Linked DNA regions of Homo sapiens: region 2 is linked to region 1. A link is a loop called in an ENCODE intact Hi-C map of the cell type or tissue named here. Cell type or tissue: CD4-positive, alpha-beta T cell. All regions are shown on one strand.

Region 1 (4,000 bases):
GTGAAAATGCCACATGCCAAATATTGTGGCATTTCACAAAATCTACTTTGAGTGAAATGTATAGCGCAAAAGCCTATAAATGCTGACATTTAAGAAGTGGGAAAACATTTTTTTTAATTAGCTAGTCATCCAAATTAGAATTAGAAAACAACAGCAAAATAAATTCAAAGATCAAAAATGAAAAATTAATGTAAGAGCAGAAGTAAATAAATACAACTAAAATTTATAATATAGAGCATTACAAAGACAAGCAGTTCTTTAAAAAGCCTAACACAATTGAAAAACCTGTAAGCAAGAGTGAAAAAGTGAAAAAAGAAAGGACACAAATAAACTATATTAAGAATGTAAGGGGGCTCGGCCCAGTGGCTCATGCCTGTAATCCCAGCATTTTGGGAGGCCAAGGCAGGAAGATCACTGGAGGTCAGGAGCTTGAGGCCAGCCTGGCCAACATGGTGAAAACCCATCTCTACTAAAATTATAAAAAAAATTAGCTGGGCGTGGTGGCATATGCCTACAGTCCTAGCTACTCGGGAAGCTGAGGCAGGAGAATGGCTTGAACCTGGGAGGCGGAGGTTGCAGTGAGCCACGATCAAGCCACTGCACTCCAGCCTGGGCCACAGAGGGAGACTCTGCTTCAAAAAACAACAAAGACAACAACAACAAAACAACAACAACAAAGAATGTAAGAGGGGCCAGGCGGGCTGGCTCACACCTGTAGTTCCAACGCTTTGGGAGGCTGAGGCAGAAGGATCACTTGAGCCCAGGAGTTTGAAACTGGTCTAGGCAACATAGTGAGACACTGTCTCTCCAAAAAAAAAAAAAGTAAGAGGGGACATAAATGTAGAAGCTGTAGACATGAAAGAGATAATAAAATTTTTCTATTTACAGGCAGTTTTATAAAAATGAATTACAAAATATAGATGAGATATGTTCTATTAAACATATAAGGTATGGTATACTACAGTAAAACACAATTCTTAACACATGTGTATACCATACCTAGTGCACTACACCTTGCTTTCTTCCTTAACAATATGTCTTGGAAATGAATCTGTAGAGTACATAGAGAACTGCCTCATTCCTTGTAATGACTGAATGTTATTCCTTTATACGACTGACCCATCATTTATTTAAATGTGTCTTATTGATAGCATTTAGACTGTTTCCAGTCTTTGCTATTATTAAAAAAGTCACGATATATAAACCCATCATTTCGCACACTTGCAACTCCATCTGTAGGATAAATTCCAACAAGTGGAGTCGCTAGGTTCAAAGGTGTGCTCATATTTATTTGGATCGATTTCACAAAGAAGCTATACCATATTACACTACTCCCATCAAAGTATAAGAATGCCTACTGCGGCCGGGCGCGGTGGCTCATGCCTGTAATCCCAGCACTTTGGGAGGCCGAGGCGGGCGGATCACGAGGTCAGGAGATGGAAACCATCCTGGCTAACACAGTGAAACCCTGTCTCTACTAAAAATACAAAAAAATTAGCCGGGCGCGGTGGCGAGTGGGCGACGGAGCGAGATTCCGTCTCAAAAAAAAAAAAAGAATGCCTATGGAGTCTCCTAAGAACAGCATCATCAAGGCCACCACATTCCAATATCTGTTGCACTTCTCTCATAAAGCTGAGCACCTTTTTCTTGCTGCATAGCCTTGTAACCAACTCTATTATAATAGAACTTGTTCCTCATCATCAGCAAGTGAGCATTTGCTAGCTTCAGATCTGAAACTTTCATTTTCCACTAGTAGGCTTCCGAAAGCAACCCTCTTGGTTCACGGATTAGGTGAGCCAGAACGCCAAATAACTTATAATTGAGAAATAAAAATAAAACTAATGCGAATGAGAATTTGTCTCCAAAAGTAGAAATTTTTCCATCAATGTCTCTCTTTCCACAACTTGCATTTGTGAAATTTAGAATGAATGTCGCAAGTAGGAAAAGACTCATTCTGTCATAGTAGAATCTTTGTGTATTTCTTAGAATACTTATTGTAGGTTTAAATTGAAAACAAAATCATCCAATTTTACACTTATTAGGGAAGAAAATAATCACAGCAACATATAAGATGTTGACAAAGGGCCGGGCGCGGTGGCTCACGCCTGTAATTCCAGCACTTTGGGAGGCCGAGGTGGGTGGATCACGAGGTCAGGAGTTCGAAACCAGCCTGACCAACATGGTGAAACTCCGTCTCTACTAAAAATACAAAAATTAGCCGGGCGTGGTGGCGCGTGCCTGTAATTCCAGCTACTCAGGAGGCCAAGGCAGGAGAATCGCTTGAACCTAGGAGGCGGAGGTTGCAGTGAGCCGAGATCGCGCCACCACACTCCAGCCTGGGTAACAGAGCAAGGCTCCGTCTCAGAAAAAAAGAAAGAAAGAAAGAAAGAAAAGATATTGACAAAGAATGAGTAAAGTCCAACACATGAGCTTTGACCAAAATTCCAACAGATGGCAGTATTGGCCAACTTTTTCCTTAAAAACGTAGGTGTTTTTTTTTTTTTCCAAGATGCTAATTAAACCTTGTTAGACGCGATAGATATATTTTCTGTAATTCCTCAATGAGAATTCGTATGTGTAGTTTATTATACGTTGTGCTCTATATTGTAAAAAATAACAAAAACCCTGAAGTGGTAATATCGTAGGCAATAATAATGGAATAACCGAGGTATGAATGAACAGTTTTGAGCACTAAAACACACTAAGGGCTTTGTTATGGACTGAAATGTGTCCTCTCCCCAGAGTCACAGGATTATGAAGCCATAATCCTCAATGTGACTATATTTGGAGCAGGGGCCTTTACAGACATAATTAAATTAAATGAGGTCATAAGAGTGGGGCCCTAGTCTGATAGGACTGGTGTCCTTACAAGAAGAGGGAGAGTCCTCAGAGAGTCCTCTCTCTCGGCATGGACACAAAAGAAAAGCCATGTGAGGACACAGAGAGAAGGTGGCTGTCTACGAGCTAGGAAGAAAGGCCTCACCGGAAACCAACCCTCACAGCAGCTCCATCTTGGACTTCCAGCCTCCGGAACTGTGAGAAAATAAATGTTTGCAATTCAGGTCGGTTGTATTTTGTGAAGGCCATCCTAGCAAATGAATACTCCTAACATTGTCTCTTTAAGAGCTCACCAGCCTGAGGTAGGAATCATTCCATCTGTGTTACTAATGAGACCGCTGAGGATCAAAGGGGTGAGTAAATTGCTTAGCAGTGCCTAGGTTTTATGTAGTGAATTTGGCTAAAATGGTAGAGCTCCCTGATTCTAACCTCCCTGCAGGTTTTCCACCACATCCACTCACCTCTACATGGCGAAAACCAAGGGTTCACTCTCTGTCTTCAGGGAGCTCCACCCAGCAGCAGCGTTTGACAGAGCTGTTCACTTCCTCTTCCTGGAGCTGTGGCTTCCAGAGCCCATGCTCAGCAGTTCCCCTCCTTCTTCGACTGCTCCTCTCTTAGGTGAGTTTTGTTGGTGTCCTTCATTTCCCTGACTCTAAACATTGGAGACCTCCACGTCCAGTCTTGGGCCTCTTCCCTGTTCATCCACAAGCACTCCCTAGGTGACCTCAGCCGTGCTTATGGTTGTTGGCCACAGCGTCCAAATTGACTTTGCTGCCTCCACACTTGTCCCCCTGCCCTGACCGAGCAGCCAAGGTGACTCTGTTAAGATACGAAGCAGATCACGCCATTGCTTGACTCAAGCCCCTCCAAAGTTTCTGCTCTCAGAGGAAAAGCTAAGGTCTTTTTTTTTTTTGAGATGGAGTTTCACTCTTGTTGCCCAGACTGCAGTGCAGTGGTGTGATCTTGGCTCACTGCAACCTCCACTTCCCGGGTTCAAGCGATTCTCTTGCCTCAGCCTCCCAAGTAGCTGGGATTACAGGTGCACGCCACCACGCCCGGCTAATTTTTGTATTTTTAGTAGAGATGGGGTTTCCCCATGTTGGCCAGGCTGGTCTCGAACTCTTGACCTCAGGTGATCCACCTGCCTCGGCTTCCCAATGTG
Region 2 (4,000 bases), 180 kb after region 1:
CAAGTTAAGGAAGTCTTCCTCCATTCTAGTTTTTTTTTTTGAGAGTTTTTTTTTTATCATAAATGAGTGTAGATTTTGTCAAATGTTTTTCTGTATCTATTATTGTGAAAATGTAATTTTTCTTCCTTAGCCTGTTGATATGTTGGATTATATTAATTGGTTTTGAATGTTGTATCAGCCTTGAATACCTGGGAAAAATACCAGTCAGTTACGGTGTATATTTCTTTGTATACATTGTTGGATTTGATTTACTAATATTTTATTGAGAGTGTTTATATCTGTATTCACGGTTATAATTTTCTTTTTTTTGTAATGTCTTTGGTTTTGGTACTAGTGTTAAGCTAGCCTCATAGGGTGAGTTAGGAAAGCTGGAGGGAGCTGGAGTTGGTTATTTCTCTTCTCCCAGGTAAGTTGGGCTGGGATAAGACTCCAGCAGTTTAGACTCTCATAAAATAGCTTCTTCTGAGGGCAGGCCTTGTCAAGAACAGAATACTCTGGTATATTTTTATATTTAAAAATGGTTCCTTTTCTCCTCCCCCTGGTGGAGGCGTGAGGGAATTTTTCTCTGATACTCATTATGAGAACCTGGCTGATCTCTTGGAGGTAAAACTCACAAATTATGGAAGCCCCTCATAACTGGGTCCCCTGGAATTTAAACTCTTGGACTTGTCCTCACTGAGCCTCTAGCAATTTATGGAATTCAGTTCAGGTTTACCTACCATAGCACTACTTCCTGAGATTTCTGCTGTGGGTTTCTGTTCTGGTAAGTTGTAATTCTCTGTATCTGTCTGTTAGTTGCTCCAATTTTAGGGGCAGCAGTTTACCCTGTAACCTTACTTCTCTGACAGATCTAAGCAGTTTGTTGACATTCAGTTTGATCAGCTTTTTACCTGTTTTAGGATGGAGTAAAGACTTCCAAGCTCCTTCCTTATACACCAGACCGGGAAGGGGAAGCTCCATCAATTCATGTGTTTAAAAAAATGTTTTTCAAACTGTATTTGTTGTAACATCAAACACAGATATAAAAGTCTCCAGCATATAGTATCTCCACCCTACAATATTAATTAAAACCGGAGGAAATTCTCTGGTGGAATCATTGGAAACTTTCAGGTGTGATTCTGTGGAGGAGAACTTGAGGGTTCTACTTCTAGCAGAGCCTATTTCTATTCTTTTTTAGGACATTCGTTCTAATTTAAAAAGCTTCTTTTTGAAAGTTGTTAACTGAAATGTCATGAATGAGTTATATTGTTAACTGATCTTTTGAATCCACAAACAAAGAAGAACTTGCTACTTGGAGGCCCCTGATGAATCAGTAGAGCTTGAAGTGCAAGAATGGAAATGTTGCTGACACTGAGATGTTCCTAGACCTCCAAAGGCTTTGCAAGTATCTTGACAAATATAGTTAAATAAAATATGGAAAAAGATGTAGTTGCCTTGCTTTTTTTCACTGTCTTTACTTTGGATGTAATGAAAAAAATCACTAGTGTGTGATAATCTTACATAATTGAGTTTGATAAGAATGACTTAAAAATGCTTCCCAATCCAAAAAAGAAATCAAAGTCCAATAAAGGCCCAGAAGAAAATAAAAATTACTAAAAGTTACAGGTTTTTGAAATTTAGTCTCAAGATATTTATCTGAAAAATCATAGATCAATGTAGATAAAAAATTAATATTGTCGGCCGGGTGCGGTGGTTCACGTCTGTAATCCCAGCACTTTCGGAGGCCGAGGCAGGTGGATCACGAGGTCAAGAGATCGAGACTATCCTGGCCAACATGGTGAAACCCCGTATCTATTAAAAATACAAAAATTACCTGGGCGTGGTGGTGCGTGCCTATAGTCCCAGCTACTGGGGAGGCTGAGGCTCGAGAATCACTTGAACCTGGGAGGCGGAGGTTGCAGTGAGTCGAGATTGCGCCACTGCACTCCAGCCTGGTGACGGAGTGAGACTCCATCTTAAAAAAAAAATTAATATTGTCCTTCCATATTAACATTTGGTATTAGCACTTGATAGATACTTGAATGTTGAATGCCTAATGAGAATTTATTTCCTAATTAGACTTTTTAGTTAAGTTTATTTTCACGTTTCTTGAGGCAAGTAGTACATAACAGAGTGGCCAAGGTCATAGCTTAGGAGTGGTTTGAAACCCTGTTTCTCTACTTACTGTGAGTCTGACCATGGGCAAATTACTTAACCCCTCTCCTCCTCAGTTTGCTTATCTGTAAAATGATGATGATAAGAGTCCTTATCTCTTGGGGCAATAATGAGGGTTCACTAGGATAGTTCACATAAAGCTCTTAGAATGGGGACTAGCATTTAGTAAGAGCTCAATAAATATTAGCTATTTTCTATTTTATTTTTTATTTTACTTTAAGTTCTGGCGTACAAGTGCAGAATGTGTAGATTTGTTACATAGATATACGTGTGCCATGGTGGTTTCCTGCACCTATCAACCCGTCATCTAGGTTTTAAGCCCCACATGTATTAGCCATTTGTCCTAATGCTCTCCCTCCTCTCACCCCCTACCCCCGACAGGCCCTGGTGTGTGTTGTTCGTCTCTCTCTGTCCATGTGTTCTCATTGTTCAACTTCCACTTCTGAGTGAGAACGTGGTGTTTGGTTTGCTGTTCTTGTGTTAGTTTGCTGAGAATGATGGCTTCAGCTTTATTTTTATTTTAATAAGAAAAACATCATGCCAAACCATGCAATGTTATGAAGATTATTGTGATTATTGATGAAACACATAGGACATTGGAGGAAAAATAAAATAAACTCTCAATGTTTACAGAAGAATACAGGGAACTGCTTTTCTTAAACTATATATTCACTCTTTCATTTCTAAAGAAACTGGTGTTGGCCAGGCACGGCGGTTCATACCTGTATCTCTGCACTTTGGGAGGCCAAGGCAGAAGGATTGATTGAGCTCAAGAGGTCCAGACCAGCCTGAGCAACATAGTGAGACCTTATCTCTACAAAAAAATTAAAAAATTAGCCAGGTGTGGTGGTGCATGCCTGTAGTCCAAGCTACTCAGGAGACTGAGGTAGGAGGATCTCTTGAGCCCAGGAGTTTGAGGCTGCAATGAGCCATGGACTGCACTCCAGCCTGGGTGACAGAGCGAGAGCCTGTCTCAAAAAAAAAAGGAAGCTGGTGGGGCAGGGTGCAGTGGCTCACACCTGTAATCCCAGCACTTTGGGAGGCCAAGGTGGGTGGATCATCTAAGGTCGGGAGTTCAAGACCAGCCTGACCAACATGGATAAACTCCGTCTCTACTAAAAATACAAAATCAGCGAGGTGTGGTGGTGCATGCCTGTAATCACAGCTACTCGGGAGGCTGAGGCAGGAGAATCACTTGGACCCGGGAGGTGGAGGTTGCGGTGAGCTGAGATTGTGCCATTGCACTCCAGCCTGGGCAACAAGAGCGAAACTCTGTCTCAAAAAAAGAAGCTGGTGTTAATCTCCCCTTCATGGTACCCGCTGCACAGATAGATGTGTGCAGCTCCAAGTGCACACAGCCTTCCAACTCTAGGTCTAATGAAACAGGGGAGTGGAGCTGGAGGAATTACAGGCAATTTCAACAAAGGGGAATAGGTAGGAAGGAAAAAGCTGGAAATCCCTGGAGTAACCTTACTCTTCTGACCAAAAGTACAAGTCAGGCTGGTAGAACTCTCACTCATGTTTGAAGCCAGAGGTTGGCAAACTTTTTCTGTAAAGGGCCAGATTGTAAATAGTTTTAACTTTTGGGCCATACGGTCTGTAACACAACTGCTCAGCTCTACTTCTGAAGCACAAAATTATCATAGACAATAAGGAAAAAACAGATTGTGGCTGTCTTCCAGTCAAATGTTAGGTACAAAAGCTAGCAGTGGGTCACGGTTTGCCAACCCCTGGTCTAGAATACACCTGAGTGTGGTGCATAGCCTTAATTACTTTTCTTGTAAAATTCTCTCAGATTGAAGTTGGAGGTCCTTTTTCCCACTCTGATATCCCTTCTTCCACTCTC

The links. Hi-C counts contacts between places; a loop is a spot of excess contacts. Peaks named below come from ENCODE experiments on the same cell type or tissue, not always from the same donor. Only the 100,000 strongest peaks of a DNase experiment are listed, where the experiment ranks them.
Region 2: it touches region 1 in a loop (3-fold over the local background); 8 of 110 quality-filtered maps call a loop at or near these places.

The regions. Positions count from the first base shown.
Region 1 is chr6:10,433,704-10,437,703 of GRCh38, reverse strand. It overlaps LINC00518 (long intergenic non-protein coding RNA 518), which reads left to right and starts at 2,882. Exons shown (of 3, transcript NR_027793.1): 1 at 2,882-3,191; 2 at 3,278-3,456. MIR5689HG (MIR5689 host gene) reads right to left here and starts at 3,375. Exons shown (of 4, transcript NR_132993.1): 1 at 3,300-3,375. RefSeq lists an enhancer at 2,832-4,000. In CD4-positive, alpha-beta T cell, a CTCF peak has its summit at 2,444 (motif pointing right); a DNase peak (open chromatin) is centred at 2,453.
Region 2 is chr6:10,252,854-10,256,853 of GRCh38, reverse strand. No RefSeq gene overlaps it. Among named protein-coding and RNA genes, the nearest start is that of TFAP2A-AS2, 150 kb to the left of the region's middle. In CD4-positive, alpha-beta T cell, no CTCF peak of the experiment used is centred here; no DNase peak of the experiment used is centred here.